3 separate regions of the Mus musculus genome follow, and regions 1 and 3 are each linked to region 2. A link is a loop called in an ENCODE intact Hi-C map of the cell type or tissue named here. Cell type or tissue: heart. All regions are shown on one strand.

Region 1 (8,000 bases), 94 kb before region 2:
AACATTTGGCAACCCCCTTCCCCAACCAGCTCCTTAACTCACAACACCCACCAGCAGTACTCAAGTTCTTTGAGCAACTGTCTGGTCACGTTCTCACTGCATCCTCCCACCCCCACCCCACCCACACACACACTACTCTAGTGACCTTAAGGCGAGCCTACCTGACAGGGAAGTAAGATGTGTGGGAGCTTCTTGAAGGATCTGCCTCCCATCGTAACTCTCTGGAAATGGCCTTCTTTATTTTGGGGTCTCGGTTTAAGATAGGAGAATGGCAGAGACTTAAAAACAGCCATCTTGAGGACAGGGCATAGTAACAGAATTTGGAGAACCACAGAAAAGGACTGACAGCATAAAGCCCTTAGCCACACTAGTGTAGAAGCCATAACTGCCCTTAGGGTCTTCACAAGTGCATTTAACAGTCCGAGACTGTCCACAGCAAAGGGCTGAGTTCAGTTTACTTGTCTGTCTCAGGGCGTGGCACTCCCAAGGTCTTAATGGAATTTTTTCACCTGGCACCTGTTCAATGGAGACTGGACTGTGACCCACTGGCAGGTGTAGGCATCGTACCCAGGCCAAGCCATTGTAAAGAGGCTTCCTAGGAGAGATGAGTGGGTGGGTCCTGTGTTTCCAGGTTTTCCCATAGAACAGGTAGACACGGTAAGGACTGAGGATCCACATGGAAGCATCTTGGTGCCCCAAATCCTTGGACTTTGTCAGCTTAACATTCACCTTCCTCCAGGGTCTACTGCTGGCCTCTCTCTGACACCCCTAATCCCTACAGAACCCTCTGTGTTTGCACTCTTTCTAGGTAGTTTTCCCAGGTTCATACCTGTGATTATACTTAATCACGGGGCTTATAATCCCATGTCCATCAATGCCCCAACCTGAAAAACCTGGGTGGTCAGCAGTCCATTGTGTCTTCTCCCTGCAGACAGTAGAGGCCAGTGGTGTCCTCAGAGACCCTCCCCATGTCCCTGCCCTGCCACCTGCAGGTCAGCGTCTCAAAGATGCTGCAGCAGCATGAGTATACATTCCAAAACCTAGAGGGAGAATAGCTTGATGCATGGTTTTTAAACTAAGAACTGCCGCCCAAACTGCACATCTCATTGGTCAGAAAATGGACTCTTGGACCACTTAGGGCCACCCAGGGCTTTGATCACAATCAGGACCATTAAGAAAGAAGGACAACTGGGCTGGCTAGTCTCATGTCAACTTGACATACAAACTAAAGTTAACCGAAAGGAGGGTACCTCAATTGAGAAAATGCCTCCCTAAGATCTAGCTTTAAGGCATTTTTTAAAATTAGTGATCTGTTGGAGAGGGCCCAGCCATTGTGAGCGGTGCAATCGCTGGCCCGATGGTCCTGGGTTCTTTCCATAAGGAAGCAGGCTGAGTGATTCAGGGGAAGAAACCTAGTGAGCAGCACCCCTCCATGGCCTCTGCATCAGCTCTGCCCGCCCCGCCCCCCCCCCCCGGGGTTCTGATCTGATTTCCCTCGATGGTGGAACAGCAGTATGGAAGTGTAAGCCAAGTCAGTTCTTTCCTTCTCCAACTTGCCTTTTGTTGCAGCAATAAAAACCCTAATAGCCATCAGTATGCCCAGAACTGGTGTTGGAAGGTGCTCCAGGGTCGTGTCCCCCCCCCCCCCCCCGCGTCTTGCTGGTCCCCCAGCTGCCAGGTGCTCAGCTACTTACTGACAGGCCAACGTGATTTTAGCATAAACTTGATGCAATACATCTAAGGTATTACACTCCTCCACTCCTGCTCCGCCCCACACCCTCTCCCCACAAAAGCAGTATTTCCACCTGTATCCTTAACCATTCAGACATCTGAGGCATCCTGAGCCTGTTACTCCTTGGCCTTGGGCAAGCTCTGATTCTAGACCTCCAGAGACCACTCACCCACGTTCAGCACATCCATGCCTTACATGCCTTTAAAGGGTCTTCAGTTCCCTGCTCCTCCCAGCAGCCCAAGGATCCCCCCCCACCCCCCGCAGGCTGTGGCCTCCCCTTGCCTCAGCTCCTGGGGCACTCACAGAGTAACTGACTAGCAGAGATGGGAGCTGTCACCCACCCACCTCTGACTTCATCTCCAAACGCTTACCCCTTCTCCATCCACACTGCCGCGTCCCCTTCCACAAACATACCACATTGCCCCATAGCAAAGCCTCTGATCGTCCAACACCTTAGTTCAAATACCCCGCGACATGGCCGTGGTCCTCACAGAGGCTGGCAGCCTGCGCCCTGCCACACACCGTTTGGTTTATAGCTGCACTATCGTAACTTAAAACTCATCGCGTTGTTTACTTGTTTTTTATTAGAATCCCCAGAGTAATCAGCCATCTACTATCTTCTCCTAGTGTGTGAGGTATTCACGGTGTTGTGGTGAGAATATGAAATTCTCCTTTAGGGTCATTTCTTTGAACAGTACCCTGAGGGTGGTGGTTTTGGAGCCTTTAGGAGGCGGAGCTTCACTGGAGGAAGTAGGTTAAACTAGGAGCAGGCCTGGAGGTTTAAGCCTCCCTCCTTGTTCTCCGTCAGCTTCCTAACTGTTACCGGTATGACCGCTGCTTCCTGCTCCTGTGGCCGGGACTTCCCCGCCACCATGGACTGTATCGCCATTGAGCTTTAACTGGAGATCAACCCTCATGTTCCTAGCTTATGCTCTCGTTTCCAGGCAGCGTGGATTCCAGCCCAAGGAACAGTACTGCCCACATTTAGGACAATAACAATCGGTGCAGTCAATGCAGTCTAGAGACTTCCTTACAGACGCACCCAAAGCTCTCTCTCCTGGGTGGTTGTAGGTCCTGTCAAGTTGAAATAGAGATTTAATGGTATTCTTGACTAGACTAAGTAAACAAAATATTGTTTCCCATATATAGAGGATTGTCATGGTTAAGGAGCATGGGGTTCTAAAGTCCAGAGAGCCCCCTGATACCTGCAGTGTCTGCTCGTGCATCTGAGGTCAAGGAAAAAAATGGGTTAACGCCACCGAAAGCATCCACAAATTGTTTTTTAGAATCGGGGAAACCGGGTCTCACTCCTCTTAGACACACAAGGAGGTAGGTTCATCTCCAGTGGCAACCACAGAGTCCCTAAAGGGCCTGTGAGGGTAGGGACTCTTTCAGTGAAGCGCTCCCATGGGACAGAGGCCACCTTGATGACAAGGGATCGCCCAGCCAGAGTGGTCTGCAACACAGCCCCCAGCGTGGCATCTATGCTCACTGTCAGATGCACAGCAAAGCAAATGTCCTGCGTGTCAGATATGTGGTGATCACATGCTGCTCACACTGTTCCCTCGTGCTTTGGAAATTTCCGGAGTCAGCTCTGCCTCAGTGCCTCAGGACCTCTCCCTAACCTCAGGTCAGGACTCCAATAAACAGGCAGAGAGAGAGCAAAGGGCCCAGCCTCCCACTTCCTGCCTCCTTGACTATTTGCCCAGCCTAGGTCAGGTAGCCAAAGACCCATTTGTTGCTGTTTGTTAAGTTCAGCCAAAGCTTGTAATGAGGCTCAGTAGGGTTAAACTCTGTACTGTGATATAAACAGCACGAGCCCTGTGTACAAGTGTGCTCATCCCAGTAAAACATAGAAAATGCTGGTGAAATTAATGTCAAAAGACCTTATTTGATTTGGCAGGCTGAAATACAGCGATTCCAACATGCATTGGTATAAAACAGGTCCCGTTTTTTTTCTTAATGTTGCTGGGTTTTGTTTATTTAGTTGGTTGGTTGGGTGTTTTGTTTTTTGTTTTTGTTTGTTTTTTGTTTGTTTTAAGACAAAGTCTCATGTATCCCAGACTGGCTTCTAACTCACTATGTAATTAAACATGACCTTGAACTTCAAATCTCCCTGCTTCCAGATCCTGAGTACTGCAATTATAGACTTGGAAGCTGTGTGTGGTCCTGGGGACTCAACCCAGGGCTTCATGAATGCTAGGCGAGCATGTTATACCACTGAGTTATACCCCTCCTACAGCACCAGCCCAGAACAGTTTTTATTCTTTTAATTTTTTTCTAACACTGAAAACGTTTGAAATCTCTGGTGTATATAGAAACTTAAAGGACTTGATTTCTAAAGGTCCGCGTCCTGACGATGCAGTGTAGGACTCACCACCACACGGGGGTGCTCGATCCTCACCCTAAAGCACTCGAGGGAAGTCCCTTTGTTTGCAGCAAGAGAAGGTAGGAGGATCTCTTTTGTACTCTTGTTTAAAAGGCAAAGACACCGAGCTTGGTCTTGAGACAGCTTCATCCTTTTCCTCCTGGTGCTTGTAGAAGAAATTTGGCGAGAGTTCTTCAGAGACTGCCGGAGACCCTACTGCTCATGGATGTGAATATTTAGATAGATTAGATAGACAGACAGATAGATATAGACAGACAGACGGGTAGGTAGGTAGGTAGGATATATACACAAATATGTGATATATTTACATATATGTGATTTGTTCTTATTTTTAAGTTGAAAACATATCGTTTCATGCAATCTATTCAGACGACAGGTTTTCCCTCTGTCATTTTCTCCTCGGCTCTTCCCACCTTCGGGTGGCTTGGCCCTGGTCTTCTAAAGCCATTTCTCCTTTTTTTCAGGGCTACCCTGATGCCCAACTCATCTGCTCACACATCTTTCTTTCTCCCTTTAGAAAGCAAACAACAAACAAGCCTGATGGTGGTGGCCTTTAATCCCAGCACTCAGGAGGCAGAGGCAGGTGAATTTCTGAGTTCAAGGCCAGTCTTGTCCAGAACAGTCAGGACTACAAAGAGAAACCCCTGTCTTCATAAACAACAAACAAACAAACAAACAAAAGCCAAGAAACACAAACCCCATAAAAAAAACACAAAATTGGAAATCATAATAAACGAGCAAAAGACTAGTAAAAAAAAAGAAAGAGAGAAAGAGAAAGTGAGAGAGAGAAAGGAAGGAAGGAAGGAAAAGAAAGAAAGAAAGAAAGAAAGAAAGAGAAAAGAGAAAAGAGAAAAGAAAAGAAAAGAAAAAAGAAAAGAGAGAAAGAGGGGCTGGAGAGATGGCTCAGCAGTTAAGAGCACTGACTGCTCTTCCAGGGGTCCTGAGTTCAATTCACAGCAAACACATGGTGGCTCATAACTATCTGTAATGGGATCTGATGCCTTTTTCTGTTATGTCTGAAGACAGCGACACTGTACTCATATTCATAAAGTAAATAAATAAATCTTTAAAAAAGAGAGAGGAAGGAAGGAAGGAAGGAAGGAAGGAAGGAAGGAAGGAAGGAAGGAAGGAAAGAAGGAAAGAAGGAAAGAAGGAAGGAAGAAGAAATCCAAACAAAGAATATGGGGGCAGGGGGGACCAACCAACCAAAAACTCTACAAAGATACCATTGAGTTTGTTTTGTGTTGGCCTTGGCATGGGGTGTGTATGCCCAGTGAGATGCAGTTGGAGCAAACAAATCTTTCCTTTGCAAATTATTGTCAGTTTGAGATCGCTTCTTGGTTATGGGTGGGAGCACATGCCTGTTTTCCCCTCAGCCCTGGTGTCCTATCTAGCTGACGCAGTCTGTGAGTTCTTGTGTGCTTCAGTCCTGTTGTGTCTGGAACTGCCCCAGGCATGGGGTTCCATCCCATGGCATGAGCCTTCAGTACAGTCAGATACTGAGTGATCAGTTATTCTCACATATTTTTTTTTTCTACTATTACACATATCACAGGCAGGTCACTGCCTCAGATGACAGGGTTTGTAGCTGGGTTGGTGTTTAGCTCTCTTCTCTGGTAGTGTGCAGAGCACCTTCCAGTACTGTGAACACCAGTTAGTAGGGATGTAAACTCTAGTTGGGTGCCAGCTCGACTTCCCCATGGTCACTGAGAAATATATTGCAGTCTTCAGCAATAAGGCTTACTGTCACTTTGTAATTCTATATGGTATAGAAATGTATCATTCTTGCTGTGCCTATGTCGCGCCCGGCAAGGAAGCCACAACACGGTCAGATTCGTCTCAACAGCCTTTATTGCAGGATCGCCTCGATGCTGCTACGGGGACTCCGGGCACCCAGGGAGGTCTGCTTATATGCACCCGAGCACAGGGAAAGGCTTCATGTCCTCCTGGGATAGGTTGAACTGCTGTCACCTAATTAGCATGTACCCGCTCGGGAGGGGTTGGCGCCAGACTCGGGCTTACACCTGCACTGATGTTGTTTATGACAACGGCATACCGGAAACCGGTGCCATCTTAGAGTTGGCTTCCTACACCTATGGGTGGTTTGGCCCTGGTATTCTAAAGCCATTTCTCCTTTCTTTCAAGGCTACCTTGATGCCCAGCTCTGCTCAGATCCGAGTAGGACTCTACCCGCAACGGCCACTCCCCTCACTGGAGTAGCATTTATACAAGAGATGCCTGTACATTCGCTGACAAGAAACCCAGGACCTGTTGCTTTGAACTAAGTGTGGGATGGGTTGTTGAGTTGGGAAGGAGGGGACCTGACCTCAGCAGCTTCATGGCACGTTGTCAGGGCCCAGGGGCCACAGCTGTGCACCTGAGAACAAAGCCGGCAACTTCCTCCAAACAGGGTGAGTGCTCTGCAGGTCATAGCTGCACCCGGGCCTTTGGCCTTTTGCCCAGACCCGAATCACCTGGAGTTTCATCCGAAGGCCTCTGCTGAGCTGACTTTGAGAAGTAAAGACACTATTGTTCAATATGGCAAGGTGGTATCCCATCAAATCTGTTCTGATGCCTGCACCTATGATGAGCACACACACACACACACACACACACAGAGGCTAGCATATGCAGGGCTGGGCAGAGAGCTGTGTGTACCCTCAAGGCACCCATTTCCAGGGCCAGCAGCTTTTCCCAAATCCAGATCTGCCTGTGACTCAGTGTATCAATCTCCAGGGGACACTTTACACTATTGGGTGTTGGGCCCACTATCAAGGGGTTTTGACCCTATTGGTTCTGATGGGGCCACATTTACATGTCCCAGAAGTACAGCAGCAGAGGACATTCCTCACCTGCCTGTGTCTGACACCACCAGCAGCATTCCAGGGTCCAGGGTCCTCCAGGCTTCCTGAGGTAACTCAGTACGTCTCAAAGTAGAGCTGATGCATCATCCATCAGACACAGTAAGGCTGCCGACACAAGTCAGGCTGGGCTCGGCCAGATCAGGAACCCGAGAAGACCCGTCCACTGGGATATGTTCCGACCCCAGGAAAGACATTTCTCCATGGCTTTATGAGTCGGTGACTATCTCTGACAGAAAACATTTTTAATCCAGCAAGAACTGTGTCTCAAAGGCCCCCAGGATGCTGAATTCTGATGTCCGGTTATGTCACTGTGGTCAGGTGACTGCCCCAAGTGCAGCTCTTAACTCCCTAGCACTCACCCTGTTTAGCGGACGGACGCTGGCTTTGTTCTCAGGTGCACAGCTGCAGTCCTCGAGGCCGACACCCTGACATAAAGCCTCATAGCTTCAGAGGTCAGGTTCCCTCCTCCCCAGCTCACTGACCCCTGCTCTGAGGTCTCTGAGACTTCTTAGATCATCACTCCCTGGAAGTCACCTTTCTCGGTAGACTGGCTGCACCTTTAAAGGCGATTGGAAGCACAGCAGCCATAGCTCAGGCTGCAGACCTATGGCACTGAAGGTAAGAACAGCCACTCATGTGGACCCTGTGGCCTGAGAGCTTTTGACAGTTTTGTGCACTTCAAGACTCATGTCAGAGATCCTTGCTGCAGCACACACTTCCTGAGAGGGACCTGCATGGGATTTAAGGCACACATGTACATGCACACACACGATGTATGTATACATTGGTGTGCACATGTTCATATGCAGTGATTGGCCTTCTCCTGGCCACTGGCTACAACCCTGTTCCAGTGGCTTCTGAGCTGGGTCCCTTTGAGTGTCCCGTGTCTTCTCTGTTAGACACACACTCGGAGGCCTAGATGCAGCTCTGCTGAGAGCAGCTGAGCCTTGGGGCTCAGAAAGAAAGACTCTAGAAAGAATCTCAGGGTGTGGCACGTTATCTGTTCTAGTTAGGT
Region 2 (8,000 bases):
TTAAAAATTGAGTTACCCATCAAGACCAAATTGTTCTGCCCATATTCTCATTGGCATGTGGCTATCCAATGGAGTATGGGTTAAACCACAGCTTCAAAGAAAATTTACCATCTTTTCCCCTGAAGCCATCAGGAGCCCATAGCTCCTCAGCTAAAGGTTGGACTTATTAAGACCTCTGTTTCCGTGCTAGGGTGATGGCTGGCTTATTCTTGACCTTGTCTTGGTGCAGACAACTATAGCTGCTGAACTTCATCTTATAACTTTAGGATTTTATTATTGTGTTCATCTATTTTAATTGAAAATAGATTTTTTCTTTTTTCTTTTTTTTTTTTTTTCTGGAGCAAGGTTTAAATAGACTTTATTGTTACAAAGGGGGACCCCACCAAGCAGAGCCAATACATGTGGTCCCAGTTGTCACCATGGAGACATCGAGAGGTCATGATTGCAGAAGAGGTGACTGGAATTGAATAACATGGTCCCAGGGAAGGCCAGCCAGGAATGCAGGAAATATGATCAAGGTGGGCTGGCAAGAGGGGTCTAGTCAAAGGATGAGGGAAGACAGCTCTCTTCACTCCTGCTTCTTGTAGCTCTCCAGGTATAACGGATCCAGCCAGTAGGCAGAAGACAACACATGAAGCAGTAAGTGAGACCAATGTTGATATCCAGGACTTTGAGCTGCTCCTGTGGTGGCTTTGAGTGGACCTGAGCTGCTGGCATCATGAGCCGACGGGCAGAGCCGGTCAGGCTCCTCAGCAGCAGTGGCCTCAGGACAGACATGACGGCACAGAATGACCAAAGACAAGGAAAATAGATTTTTTCATACAGTATATTCTTATCATGGTTTCCCCTCCCTCATTTCTTCCCAGATCCTCCCCACCTCCCCAGCCATTCAACTCCACACCTTCTTTCTCTTTCTTTACAAAATAACCAGGCAAACAAACAAATGGGGAAAAGAAAGGAAAAGCATGAGAAACACATACAGATTTACAGACACACATAGAAAACCCATAACAACACAAAATTGGAAACAATATATATGCAAAAGATAAAAAGTAAGGTTAAAAAAAAAAAAACCAAGTCCAGACAAAGCATTATGGGACAGTAATGGAGACTAGGGTTTCAGTCCTGGTTTTATTATATTTTACTTCCTTAAGGTTTTTCATCTATAACATGGAAAGTGGAATGAGATCTTTAGAGATTTCTTAATTAGTGGCTAGATTGATCATAATGAAAAGAATGGGGCCAAACATTGTGCCAGCAGTATCTACTGTATTTTAATATGTTCTTAAGTAAACACCAAACCAATGGACATACCTCACAGTATAGGACCCGGTATAGAACCAAAAGAACCGGCAGTCTGGAGCTCACAGTTTTCAAGTTTATCATTGCTAGTGGCTTATTTCTCTCCCACAGTTCTCTACCGAGAAGCAGATCTTCATAAGAGAGCAACACTTGTCAAATGAATGAGATTTCCAGAGGTTTGTTCCTGGTCTTCAAGGAGTCTACCCACAGGCTAAAGATTAAGACTAACTGAAGGTCAAATTGGATGAAATCAGAGTGATAGGAACATAGTAAGGGAGAAGAGAGCTGACGGGGAAAATTCTGAGCCAACAAGAGAATTCATAATCAAGATGAGATGGCTCAGCAAGTAAGAGTACTAACTGCTCTTCCACCTCTGGAAGACCCGGATTCCATTCCAAGTACTCACATGGCAGATCACAACTGTCTGTGACTTCAAATCCTGAAGATCTAACATGCTGACTTCTATACATAAAAATAAACATAAACAAGATGAAAACAATTAAGAAGATGGATGTTCCATTTGGGGGCTGGGGTGTACTCAGGTTTTAGAATGTTGGTTTAGCCCTGGGATTGGTTGCCAGCATTGCATAAACCAGGCAGCATGGTACATACCATCTTTGGTTACATAGTAAGTTGGAGGCCAGCCTTGAACACATGAGGTCCTGCCTCAGAAGACTGATGTACAATTAGCAAGGATGCTGAATATTAGTCATCCTTTCTTCAAGAACCTATGGGGGGTGGGCAGGTAAGACTAGGCTGAAGGTTGGAGCAGTTAGTGAGGGTCCCCTAGTTTAAAGCTAAGAAGTTCACTTGCGTTCCATAAGAAGATGTGCTGAAGCACTGTTGAAAGAAGTGTCTACAATTTCAGGGTCCCATTGCTGGGTACACCATCTCAATGGTCTTTAGAATATTCCAGGCAGGAAGAAGCATGGGGACTAGAAACAGTGTTTGCAGGCATGGGAAGGAAGCAGACCATCAGTGTTTTTGTGGGATACATTTGAGGGGACTGAGAAGCAAAAGTTGTGTGAAGATAAAGGAAGGTAGAGAAGCCAGGGTGACTTTAGCCTAGATAATTAGGAAAACACTAGTAGCTGATAAAAGCAGGTGGGTGATGGGTAAGACCCTAAGGCCGAAGGCACCGTACACATTATTCATAGGACATGGCAGAATCCATCAATGCTAATCAGTAAGTTTCTTCTTTGTTGGCTGTCTTGCTTGGTACTGGAAGGTGCTATGCAGGCTGTGGATGTGTGTGTTTAACAGTTTTAACCATCTATGAACCCTGCAATAATAACCTGAATGATATTAATACTATGTGTGAAGATCAAGGTCATATGCTTTCACAACTGCTGTCTGATTGGATTTCAGACCTGCCTCACAGGAGGAAACATATGCCTGGTACTGCAAATCTGGCTGGGGAGATCATAGGTAGGAGTGAACCTAACCTACTATTACTACTCCGCTAAAGGGACGAGGCATCAAACTGCCCTCTAAATTTGTATTTCTCTACCCACAGACTAGTGCAGACTTCCGACCTCATCAGAGGAATTTCTTTGTGTAGTGGTTGACACAGAAACTCACAACTGATCAAAGTGGAGAGAATAGATGTCAGTAGAGTGCTCAGTCACAAATAGGGCGTCTGTATCATAACCCCACACCCGAAGCTCAGAGACCATCACAGAAGACGGAGTAGAAAGATTGTAATAGTCAGAGGTTGAGGAAAACTGGGAACAAAACTGTCTTCTGGACACGACAATACCTCTGGACTCACAAACTCACAGAAGCTATGGTTGCCAGCACAGGATGAAGGCAGTTAACATTCTAGCATGCCATAGCAAAGGGCTAATGAGCTCCTATCCCTATGGCCAGTTGATGGCTTCTCGGGGAGGGAGAGTCAGTTTTTTATTATTTTTTTCCATAAGGATGTGCCTCCTGTGAGATCAGCCATCCTGAAATATTTGAGCAGAACAAATTGGAGTCCATAGGTTATTGAATAATAATAATAATAATAATAATAGACATAAAATTGGGATAGTAGAGAGGTGGGGATGACTCTGGGAGGAGCTAAGGGATACATTGTAGGAGATTCTCAAAGAGTTAATAAAATGCTTTAAGAAGCAGGTGGATGTTTAATGTTAGGAGATGCTGTTTTTACTTTGGTTTTGTGGTGTTTGGGGCTTCAGGGGCAGCTAGGTGAGATTACTCTGGAGACAGCTGGCCATGCGAGAATGCCCCCAAATAGTCAGACTCCGTATCAGCCATTCAGAATAGACATTGATACCATCACAGGCGATGACCAAAGGGAAAAAAATTCACAAGAGGTAGAAGAAAAGCAGGGGATGATATTGTAGGATGTGAGGGAGAAGACACTTGCTGAAGACTCCTTAGGCTGGACAGTGTGTGACAGACCCAACCTACCTTGATTTATTTCCACGGATGGGAAAAATGAAGTCTAGACAAAACATTGTGTGTTTCAAGGTCATATAGTAGTCTGTTCTAGATCCATGCTTTTAAACTTCAAACCTAGGACTCAATCTATGTCTCATGCTGTTTTGTTTTTTTTTTTTAATTATTTTTTCCTCTTAAAAGTATTTTAAAAAAATCAGCCCTCGATGATCCAGAACATTTGAAGTTTTAACAAGCAGGCTAGGGTGTGCTTCCGAATGCCTTCTTTATTTTTCTCCTTGAGTCTTGAGGAGCCTAACTAAGCCTCAGGGTTGGGAAGACCCCCTCCTAAGGCCAAATGCACCACTGTCCCACGAGCGCGCTCTCGAAGTACTCGCTGGAGGCCCCGCCCCCCTGAGCGCGCGCCGCCGTGGCACGTCCGCGCGCTCCCACCCTCCGCGCGCGCCTTCTTGTTGCCCGGTGCGCGCGCAGCGGCGCTCGCTCCCGCCGGGGCAGGGCGGCCGCGGAGCAGCTCGAGAGCCCTGTGGCCGTGACCGCGGGCGGGCCCGTGATCCGGTGCCGGCCGAGCGGGGCCGGAGCCCGCGGCTGGGGGAGGCGCGCAGAGAGCCGGGCGCGAGGCCACCGCCAGGGTCGGGGCCGCGCTGAGGAGGCTGAGGAGACTGACGAGGCACTGAGGAGGCGCTGAGGAGACGCTGAGGAGGCTGACGAGGCGCTGAGGAGACTGAGGAGGCGCTGAGGAGACTGACGAGGCTGAGGAGGCTAAGGAGAAAATCCCCGCGCGCCTGCCCGCCGCCGCCCGGCCTCCCGCTCCCGCCCGCCCGCCGCCGCCTCCTCAGTGCGGCTCCTCCGGGTTCGAGTGGCGGCCGCTGAGGAGCCCTCCGTCGGCGAACAAAGAGGAGGCCGGCAGGGCGGAGGCGTCTGCGGCGAGCATGGCGGACCGCAGCCTGGAAGGCATGGCTCTCCCGTTGGAGGTGAGGGCCCGGCTGGCCGAGCTGGAGCTGGAGCTGTCGGAAGGTAACAGCAACCCCCCTTAGCCCCGCGCCCGGGCCGGGCCGGGACACCGCTTCTCTGGAGCGCGCTCGGGGCCCCGCGGGCCGGGCCGTGCTGTCACTCCGGGGAGGGCGCGCGCCGGGCCTCGGGGTGGCGGGGCCCCGGCCCTGACCCTGGCCCGGGCCCCGTGTGGTGGCCCCGGGGAGGGTGCATGTGTGTGCATGTGCTTGTGTGCGCGCGTGCTTGTGTGTGTGTGTGTGTGTGTGTGTGTGTGTAGTGTGTGTGCGTGTGTATGTGTGTGTGTGCACGCGCGCGCGTGTGCGTGCCGCGGCCCCCGCCCTCCAGGCTCAACTGGCACGGTGCAGCCGCGATGCCCCCTGCGCGCTGCGGCTGGGCCCGGGGCTCCCGGCTACGAAGCAAGATGGAGCAACCTTTAGGGCTGCGGGGGAAATGGCCTTGGTGGGGATGTGCGCTCTTCCCTAATGGAGAGGCGCTGCGTCCTTGATGCAGCTGCAGTACCACCACCACCACCACCACCACCACCACCACCATCATCACCACCACCACATGCACCAGCAGCACCACCAGCACCAGCACAGCACATGCTTCCACGCTCCCTGCTTGGGGACGGCCTCTGAATGGCCTGATTTTAATGCGAAACTTGTCAGTGGACTTCGGGATTGGATCCCCCTGAGGCTGCAGGCACACGGTCCTGTCAGCGGGAGGAAGATAGTAGTACTATTGTTCCGGCGTGTTTGTGACGAGCTGGTTGAGTTAGAGCCCTAAAACCTCCCCCCTCAGGCCAGGTTGGATGCCTCCTTCCCATCGTGCCGGATAGAGACATTGAGACTTTGCGGCTGCTCTGCTGTGATTTCACGGAGTGTTATATACGCTTTCGTCTTTGCTCTTCATGGTGGACATCATGTGCTCAACTGTCATAAGTTTCAGCTTGGGTTTTGTAGGTTCTTTTTTCCTTTTTCCTCCACTAAAGTTCCAAAATGTGTCTAGTAATAAATATTTAGCGGTCATCCCACTCATTGAGAAGACTACAGCTTAGTGGTGTGGAAATGGCCTGTCGTCTCTCTTGAGTTAATATTTGGAGCAGTTTAGCATGGTAAACTTTTTTTTTTTTTGGTAACGATTTGTGAGGGCCAGCAGCCAGAACGTAAATTCATTCGTGCCAGTTTTCATCATGGGGAGGAGCTGACGTTGACTTTACGTTTTCCCTTTTAACACTTGCAGGGTGGAGAGTAAACCAGGTGGCTGTAAGTGTTGCTTCTGTTATCAGATTCTCATAGATTAGACATTTTCTTTATCCCGAATTTGGGGTTCTCCAAGGTGTTTTGGAAGCAGTCCCTGGGAAGCTCCAATGGAGGAAAAGATAATGTGTCCCAGACTGTGCTTCCTGCCTCAGTTCTGACCATCTAGAGATAAGAGAGAGCATCACCCTTCCACAGGCAGAAAGGGCAGGGCTGAATTCTTTAGATTTAAACTGGAAGATGAGGTATGCAGTGTGGACAGTGTATTTCTAGTAAGTAACTATAAAGAAACATTTGTGTTTTGTTAGACTTGAGATAGACTGTCTTCTTCAGCTTACCAGCGCTGTTTTATCGTCTGCATCCTGTATTGAAAGCACCCCTTCCCATTCATGTTCTCACTCAAAGCAAGCACCTCTGCTATCTGCACTATGTTAATGTGATGTGTCTCTGCCCACCCATACTTGAAAAGTGAGAAGCCATCTGAACCTGCATTGAGCCCTTTCCGCAGGGTCTGAATCTCCCTGCCTACTAGGAAGTCAATTCACATTTACTCTCAAAGCCTCACATAATGCCTGGAGCCACATATCCTGCTCTCCTCTTGTTGAGAGTAGCTGTCTGTTTTGTTTTTAGGTAACAGCGGTCACCTGTCATGATCGATCACTCTTGAAGAGTGAGTGTTGCCCAGAGAAGTATGGAAAACCACTTTAGATGAGGTGTACTTAGCTTAACTCCCTGTGAGCACCTTGTGTCTGTATAGAACTTAGAGGACTCAATGAGTTTCTTGGTGAATGGGTGGGCTTAGAGAAGTGTGTACATATATTTGTATTCAGGAAGTCCTTTTCTATTTTCTTTTTCTATATGAGCTATGTTGAGACCTGACCTAAACTTTTAAGAATTACAAAAAGAATAGAATAGAAAAGAAAAGAAAAGAAAAGAAGAAAAGAAAAAAAAAAGCCTTTTGTCACTGTGTTCAGCTTCTGCTACTCCTTGGAACCTGCTCTTCTCCCAGCCCCCACCTCCCATCTATGTATTAGCTGTGCTACCTTTGACTTTATTATAAAGTGTGGCTTTGTCATTGTTGAGTTTTGATTGTGATTTACAAAAAACCATTTGAAATTCCATGTCTTGTAACCAAGGGGATTGTTTTCCTGGAAGAGATGAATCAATTTGTTTTCTAGTATTGCTGCTATTCTAGTATAGAAACCTAGGAGGTGAAGATCAAGAATCTCTGGGTCTCTTTACCTTGCCTAACTGGGAGAAAAAAATCCCAACATACCCAGTTTCAAAGTGAAAACTTAGGATGACTTTTACTGTCAAATTATTGCAGTGTACTGCTTCCCAGTATATTGTCCACCAAAATCTATATGGAAAGAGTTAAGTTCCTTGTCTGTACATGCCTTTAATCCCCGTGCTCAGGAGACAAGCAGTTCTCTGAATTCTAGGCCAGCCTGGTCTTTGTAGCAGGTTCCAGGCCAGCCAGAGCTACATAGTGAGACTCTGTCTCAAAAAAGAAACAAACAGAAGAGTTGGTTATTTTATTTATTCAACTATCAGAATATCAGAAAGTGTTACAGGAAAATCTGTGGAATTTCCAGGGCTCATTTTCTAAGAGGAGAATAAAAGAAAATTCCATTTTAATGACATACATTGAAAAAAAAATGACCAGACTATTAAAGTTTTTATATCAGCTACCAGCCTAAATGAGTTGTAGATTACCTAGATTTCTATACATTGGTTCACTTTGGGTCTGTACCATCTACTGGGGTGCTGTTATATATACTGATGCTATTTTTATTTGATCAAGTTATTGTTTGTTTGATAAGGATTTGTCCATTGGTAACTTGGCTGCAGGTTTTTTGTTTGTTTTAACCTTCCTGCTTTATTGTGCCTTTGCTCTTTCTCTAGCCTCTGTCACTGCCCAGTGCTTCCTTCACTGAGAAAAGCTAGGCTTTGTTTGCCATTATAGAGTCTTGTCAGTAAAACCCAAGAGGTTTTTGCAGGAGGTGTAGTGTGCAGCTTCTTATATTGATTCAGACAGCCCTG
Region 3 (8,000 bases), 190 kb after region 2:
ATTGGGTTTCATCAAGTGGAAAGTGGTTAATAATGGCTGTTAGATGCTCTGAGCAGCCCTTCTCATTATGGAAAGCATTGTAAAGATGGAGTGCAGTAGCAAGAGGCTGTTTAGAAGCTGGGAGATAAGAGGTCACACTTACAAGGGAAGCCAGTGGGGGATGTTGTGAGTAGGTGGCAGTGCCTACTGACCCTACACTGACTATGCAGTTACCGTCACTTTTGATTCAGTGTGTTTCAGGAAGTGGTAAACTTGTATTGCTTTATCTAAAATGTTAAGAGTATCTCAATAAAAAAAAGAGGGGTGGCTGAGACTGCATCACTTTATGGTGCTCAGACCCTATTTCTTATGTCTGTTTTCTTCATGCATGTTATGAAGGGCTCAGTAGTGCTCATCTTCCAGTGACTTGAGGTCCTTGGAGACTTTAAATGAAGCATGCTAGTATATATTAAGGATAAATAGCTTTTCAGGTAGGGATAAGGTATGTTTATCGAGTTGTTGTTTGACTCTCATGTTAGAATCTAGAGTCTTGATACAAATTGGTGTTTAGATTTTCTTTCTTGCCTTAAGAATTTTTTAAAGCTACAAATAAGAACATAAGAAAGTGGGGACATTGGCAGCAGGAGGACTAGAAGTAACGTGTGCGCTTCCTGGGGACTCTTGGAAGGCTCTGCAGGGATGTGGGTTGCCATGGCACCTGTTCTCCTTCTTTGGCTCAGATTGAAAGCCACTGGCCAACTCTACTAGATACATAGCAGAGTGATGTCTGGGCATAAAACTTGACTACCCCAAACCTACACAGCAATGGACACGATCCTGATGCCCATTTATCCTGTGTACTATACTCTCCTGGATTGTTACCAGACTCTGGTGCTGCTTGTCCATTTTCAAGGATACCAGACCTAGCATGAATTGTTAAACATGGAAGGCTTGAAACAACAACCATTTTGAATTGCCATCTCTGTTACTCCTTCCTGGATAATGGAAAACAAAGCCACCTTTATATTCACTTGATTCTTCACATGTCATCCCTGTTACAGGGATGCCAGAGAACAGACAAGGAGCTAGATCTCTAGTCTTCCCAGAGTTTTCAGAATATCTACTCAGTTTGGGAAATGGAAGCCATTCCACTTGGTTAGGGTCTCTGAGATGCCTGCCCTGTCCCCCAATTGAGCAGTGTATGTTGGCACAGGGTCTTAAGGGTAAAGTACAGTTGAGCTCACCCATGGCCTTTAGTTCCGTGGTTAGTTTTTGATTGGTGATGTGTGCTTACCATAGTGTGTGAAGGCCGTGAGGTTTTATTGTGGAACCGCTGCAGGCTGATTCCTGGGTAGAAGCTTGTTTTGAATTGTTTAAGTTTTTATGTTTAGATACCTTAGACACCTCTTAAGATTGCTTTCACATACTAGAAGTCATTCTGTGCTTGAAAATTCACTTTTGAAATAAGACAGGGATATCCTTCTGCTGAGAAAACAATAACCAGACATTAAAAATGCCAAACGAAAATTGTGCCAAATATTAACACCTCGGTTTGCATTCCTATCCATTTATGGTTAATTTGGGATTAAAAATTTAAATGTTTTTGTAACAATTTTAATTATGGACATATTACCATTACAACTCAGCAATATTCATAGCACTTTAAAGAACTAATTGGATTATATTATTTGTTAAATTTTCTGGAAGCATTGTGTATAGTTACCTAATTAATGTTTGTTGGTTTGCCAGAAATCAACTTTTTTTTTTCATTCAGAAACCAGAAAATGAAACATTCACTTCCATTAAATGTTCTTTTCTATGTGCCTCTTAATTTATGAGCATGATAACATGATCAACTTGTATCTTTTGGGATAATTCTTGCTTTAATAATGATCAGGCTAAATGATCATAATAACATGTTTTCTTGGAACTTAGTATTTGGATGCTTGTTTTGTGGTGACCTTGAGACCTTCATATAGGAAAACAAAACGAAAAGAAACCAAACAACAGTGTGTGTGTGTGTGTGTGTGTGTGTGTGTGTGTGTGTGTTGCATGCATGTGTATGTTGCATTGCTTAGCTATAGGGTCTGGAGCTAGCTAGGTGAGAAGTCCTGGCTCACCTAAAACTTATCTAGCCCAGGCTGGGCTCAAATTCAAGGTCATTCTCCTGGCATAGTATTTGTAAAATTCTGGGATGACAGGTATGAACCCCTACACCCACTTGTGAGGTTTTACAAGACTAAGAAGATAGAGGAAAAGACTTATGATTTATATGTACTTATACCCATACTGCAGCACTGTCTGCACCTACTCAAGACTTCTTCTATTCCTTTAGACACAGACCAACTACTGACGAGACACATTGCTGACAGCACCAGCATTCAAGAGTGCTCTTCTAGGTCTTAAAGCACAGGTATCCAAGTCTTATGCAAATTGGCTGACTGTCCTTCAGAAACAGTGCACTCTAGTTAGTATCTTGCTAGATACTAATTTTGGAATTAGTGATTAAATTTTGATAAAAGAAAAACATTAAGGAGTTAATAACAGGAGAACAGGACCTCAAAACTTGAAAACTGAAGTTCTCACTGAGTGCCACCCTCACCTTAAAAAATAGAAGTTCTATTTTTGCCCCCTGCAGATGAAAGTCTCTATTTCATGATCCTGAGCTCAGAAGGGGCGGACCCTTGTGTGCAGATTCAAACCAATTGTTCCAACAAAAAAGCAAAATTAATATCCCTTATATTTTGGATCCTACTCCCACATCTTGAAAATGAACACAGCTAAACTTAACCACAAAACACAGAAATAGCCATCCTCACCAAGATTCACCAATCATACAATTTACATTATTTTTCCAAGAAGAACATGCAGAAAGTATTAATTCAGTACACTTTAATGATGTTTAGAGCAATTGTATGCGAGCACCTCTGTTTCCTTCTCCATTTCCAGTTTTAAATTCTGTGCAAGGAGATTGAAGTTGGTGGCAAAGTTGTCATGTTGATGTGACAGAACTTGAGTAGGTCTAATTCTTTGCAGTAAGTATCTTACCCTGGAATCTAGATAAGATCCAGTTTTCCTAGTCTGCTTCTCAAAACAATCTAAAGGCAAATACTGATGAGCTAGGCAACAAACTTGAAAGACATTTCCTAAGTAAATACCATGCTGATTTTTCTTCTCTGTGTTTAACCAGCTTTGTAGGATAACATAATAGCATATTATGGCTGGCTACTTTACACTGAATCTAATATTTTCTCCCATAAACTCCGTTAAAGCTGCATTAGTAGATCCATTTGAAAGCAGTTCAGTAGCTAATGAGAGTACAGCTAAAATATTAGGAAATAGAACTCCATTTTCACACATTCACATATATAGGAGCACTCTGTAGGCCTTGAACCTCTATATGAGTATAATGGCACTACTGGGATTGTAAACACTTAGAAAATACCCATAGTGGTTTTTAGAGTGATACAGCACTTGTGTCTGTTGCTCTTTATTGCCCCCTGGTGGTCAACTTAGAACTAACTTCTTGGGTTGCCTATTGGGGCACTGATGCTTTTCCTCCCCAAACATTAGATTTCAATAAAAGGAAGGTGTGTGTGTGTGTGTGTGTGTGTGTGTGTGTGTGTGTGTACGTACATGTATGAGGATATATAGTTTTAAGTAGTCTTAAATGTTTTTACTACAAGTTGATAATAAACACATGTCTAGAATAATAGACTTAACCATGCTAGCAGTTAATATTGAGGAGAAAAAATAGGTTTTGATAAGCAGCTGTAAAGAAAATAGGGAGAAAATAGTGGCATGTTCTGTCCTGCCAGATGACTGAGGACCATCTGTCATGACTCAGTGCACTGGCTCTGAATGGTCCACATATGGCCATTGGCTCATTTTAGATTTCATTAATCCTGACGTCATGAAGTTTGTTGTAGTTTTAGAACAAGAGAGATAGTAAGTCAAGGCACTTTTTAGATACACTGGTCAGAACTTGAGGTAGATGGGCTACCTCTAACTGGGGAAATGAGATGCTATCTGTTGATATTCTATGCTTTTATGTTGCTCAGAAGCTACTGGTCTAATGAATTAATATATTCCAAAAGGTAGCCATTGTAAGCTTCTAGGTGAGACTCAATGCTAGGCAACGAATGCCTACTAAATGATAGGCATAGTTCAAGGAAATTTGGCACTGGGATTTGCAACAATACCAGCTCTCCTAGTTAATCAGCCTTGTGGAATCTTTAGCATATATGTGCCTTTTCTGTGGTAACTTGAGTTTACATATTTGAGACCTTTGTTTGCACTAAAATACAAGAGTTTTTATCCAATTCATTCTTGTAAGCAGTTTTATTCTGCTTTTAAAATGTCAGACATCACTGAGCTTTGACACCATGGTGATTTTACTACAATATATTTCCAGGCTTGCCTGGCACAATTGTATGGCAGAGCATGGGTTTCTGTGAGCTAGTGGGAAGAACCTGAAAGTCAAGGACACACATTCAGGTTAGATGGGATATTTACAAAGGTAGAAATTTAAATGAAATTAGTCATTTTTTTTTTAAGAGTATAAAACCAAACCAGCCCTTGTGAGACTCCAGAACACAGCGAGTAGGTTAAGATCCAAATCTGACTTCATTTTTATGCCACAAACTCAGTTTTTTCTTTTAATTATTGGTTATAACATTGAGATCACGGTGATTTGTGCAGCTGTTGAATGCAGACACTGCTGTACTTAAGGTCAAGTGTAGCACCTAGAACCAGGCAAGGGCTCAATAAGGCTTGCTATTGTTACTGTTTTAAAGATTCCCACATGAACACAATTGCTACATATGTGTCCATCTACAACGGGTCACTGAATGTGAAACAGGTAACTTTGTTTTGGGTTGGCTGGATTTATTTAGACAAGTTCATGACTGGACTTTTTTGAGCTGAGCTAACTGGTTGCTGTTTGTGCTTGAAGCTATAGAACAAAACAAAACAAGACAAAAACAAAAACAAAAACAAGAAACCTGAGCCCCAGGAAGTAGTGGACCTTTCAAATGTTTCCTCTCCAGTCACTTTGGGGACTGGAGAACAGGACATGCCTCAGAAGGATTTGCCTGAGGTGCCTCTTTCAGAGGGCTGTAAACTTGTGGGAAGGAAACTTGTCTTAGTTCTATCTGCCCTTAGATGATTTCTAAGCTTGGAGTAAAATTGTGAGGTTTATAGGCTATTCTCTCAGGGGTCAAGTACTGTATTCATTGTCCTTTATAGAACCTTTTATTAAAGAGCCTTCATCCTTACTCCAACTGGTCTTTGTCAGTACAATCTTAAACCATGTCACTTAGATTGCTGACTAATCAGAGTCAATACAAGCCAACTCAGGGACATCTTATGACACCAAGAAGCACATTGGATCTTCCTCATAACGCACTGTGTCTCTCTCACCCGTACCTCCCCGTGCACAGTACCCTTACCCAGGAAGAGACACTGATACAAGCAATCTGTCAGGAACCCTGAATTAAGGAGCCCATAACAATCATCTCAGAATTTCCAACCGCTCTTGTCGCTATTCAGTGATGTGCATCCGGTTGGTGGAAAGTCGGTGACCTTCCAATTTTATATGCAAGAAGCCTACTCATGAGTAGGCCATCTTGACAGACTGCATTCCTATAAACTATGACCCGTTTATGAGCAGAATGGCATTATCTCCAAAACATGAGGCTACTGGGCTAGGAGGAGAAGGTGATGGAGAGCTGGGGAACTTGGGGCCGTAAAGGTTGATGACGGCGCAATGGGCAGTCCTTCCTTGAGCTCCCACAAAGTTCATGAAGAAATAGGTGGGTCTGGTCCTTTAATTCTGAATGTATCTATTCAGTTTCTCTTCTTCCACTTAAAGAAGTGGTAGGTAGCATCATTTCATAGCCTAGGTTTCTGAGTCTGGAATGAGGTCATACTTTTGCAAACTTGAATGCATGGAGTCACTGAGCCATCTACTGAGTATGAAGCAGGCTGTGTTTGGTTCGCACCTGCAGGGCCAGCTCTTGTCCCTAATTTGCATTGTGAGTAAGTACTTACCTGCTATTGTATGTTAGGAACTGCAATGTGTGAGGATCTCATCGAAGCCCTTCAATGAATCCTGGCAGTGTCAAGTGCCTGCTGCTGATTTTGGACTCAGCTTTTATTTTATGAATAACATTTTTTTTCACCTGTAAGACAAAAACTTCATCATTTAACTTCAATGCTATTAGTGTGTATAAAAGTGCTTGGCGGCTGGAGAATGTTCAGTGTTTGAAAATTCTCCAGTTTCTTCTTGATCCCCATTAGATAAAGCATGATATGTGGGGTCAACTAAAAAGTTACTGAGCCAACAATGCACACTCTCACTTCTGGTTTTATTGTAAAGCACAATGTCCTTTCCAAGAAACAGCATGGGTTGTCCTCTGTTGTACTTTATATTTCGCAGTGCCTCCTTCAGTGAGCTAGCTTGACCTATTGAAATTTGGCTATTAAGATTTCTGGGAAGGAGAGATTGAAAGCTGAGGACATCTTTATTCTACAAAGGGTACCAGGACAACAAAGAACATGATCCATCTCCGGCACAGTACTCTTTGGTATTTGTCTCAGTGAGGCTTTAGTCATTCCACACTTGACCTTGAGTGTGGGACACTTGGATCTGCGCATGATGCTGGAGTAGGGTGGTTTTGAGTGGTATATAATGCAGGGCTTATGCCTTCAGTCAGTAGTCTCCCTCCAGCTCAACTATTGCTCTTTCTTTTCCAAGATGGCACTTGCAGAACAAAGTTATGCGGTCTCATGAATTAATGAGTCCTAAATACCCATGTATTTTGTCTATCTTGGACCTTTTGTAACTGACTGCAAAGTATGTAGGACAGATGTGAATGGCTCTGAATCTCTGGAAATTGAGAACACCAGAAGCCAAGTATCTGAGACATTCCTTCTGACCACTGCCTAAAGCAAATGGAATTAGTTTCAAGTATAATGTCATTATATGCCACATGTCTCTGTCACTGGCTCACTTGTCTGTCCACTAAATAGATGGAGGGTGAGCCCCTGTACCTGGCCCTCATGTGGCTTTTGTGAGGAGCCTCTTCTGTATAGAGCTTAAAGGCTCATAGGAAATCAAAGTGATCATATATAAACAGTAACAACACAGCGATAGTGCTCATTTATTGGGGGAATATTCTATGCTAGATGATATGTTAAACAGTCTCCTGTTAGGTGAGTGATGCTGGGTTATCCCTTTATTAGAAAATGGAAGCTCAGGGCATTCATTCTGAGAGAAGAGAAGAAAGGTGCCAGAACAGGAAGCAAGAGCAGGCACAGAGTGCAAGCAGGTGGAGGGATGCTCCTAGGGCCCAGCTTGTGACTCCTGAGAGGTATTCTAGACAGCAGGCTTAAGCAAGGCGTGGCTGCAGTAGCAGTGAGGACTGTGTGGTCTGAGGTGGTTCATAGACTGGATGTGTGGTGAGTGGAGGGAAGTCAGGAGGAGCATAGTAATACATCTAATCAACAGTGGAGACTGGGCTTCAGGCTTCAGACAGTTAACCTGAAATAGGAGTGCCTGTGATAGAATGAATGGAATATACCTCTTTTAAAGTAAGAGCGCAGTTGTAGAATGCTTGCCCAGCATGTGGAAAGCTTTGGATATAACTCCCAGCACCACTGTAAGAAGGAAGTAAAATGTTGGTTCATTATTTAAACTTACAGCATCACATTTATGGTCAGAAAGCATTTTCTTTAGTGGAAACTGAGGCTTTGGTTCATCAGTTTTCTCAGGTTAAGTTCACATGGGTCAGTACCATTGGTCATTGGCATTGGTATCAGCTACACAGGAAAGAAAATTTATTCTGCCTCCTCTTTGGGAATGGCAGGATGGAAGGAAAGAAATGTTTTAAATGTCCGTGTTGAGAGTCATAATGTCATGACAGAAAATTGTTTGAGATACTGCTTTCATTATTATTGATTATCATTATTCTGGAGAGCTATGAGCAGTGCGTGGAAGGAAGTGGTAGTGTCAGTGTTGC

What was found. A loop is a pair of places that touch in the nucleus more often than their neighbours do. Peaks named below come from ENCODE experiments on the same cell type or tissue, not always from the same donor. Only the 100,000 strongest peaks of a DNase experiment are listed, where the experiment ranks them.
Region 1: a loop joins it to region 2, with 2.6 times the contacts of the local background. A loop is called at or near these places in 11 of 42 quality-filtered maps.
Region 3: it touches region 2 in a loop (6-fold over the local background); 18 of 42 quality-filtered maps call a loop at or near these places.

The regions. Positions count from the first base shown.
Region 1 is chr13:9,177,943-9,185,942 of GRCm38, forward strand. No RefSeq gene overlaps it. Among named protein-coding and RNA genes, the nearest start is that of Larp4b, 88 kb to the left of the region's middle. In heart, a CTCF peak has its summit at 4,109; a DNase peak (open chromatin) is centred at 4,119; H3K4me3 peaks cover 358 bases.
Region 2 is chr13:9,272,345-9,280,344 of GRCm38, forward strand. It overlaps Dip2c (disco interacting protein 2 homolog C), which reads left to right and starts at 4,181. Exons shown (of 37, transcript NM_001081426.2): 1 at 4,181-4,722. The coding sequence starts at 4,638. It also overlaps the pseudogene Gm46391. In heart, a CTCF peak has its summit at 4,364; DNase peaks (open chromatin) are centred at 4,207 and 4,827; H3K4me3 peaks cover 2,479 bases; H3K27ac peaks cover 1,578 bases.
Region 3 is chr13:9,463,956-9,471,955 of GRCm38, forward strand. The region is part of intron 1 of Dip2c (disco interacting protein 2 homolog C); the gene reads left to right. Among named protein-coding and RNA genes, the nearest start is that of Dip2c, 190 kb to the left of the region's middle. In heart, a CTCF peak has its summit at 3,474 (motif pointing left); no DNase peak of the experiment used is centred here.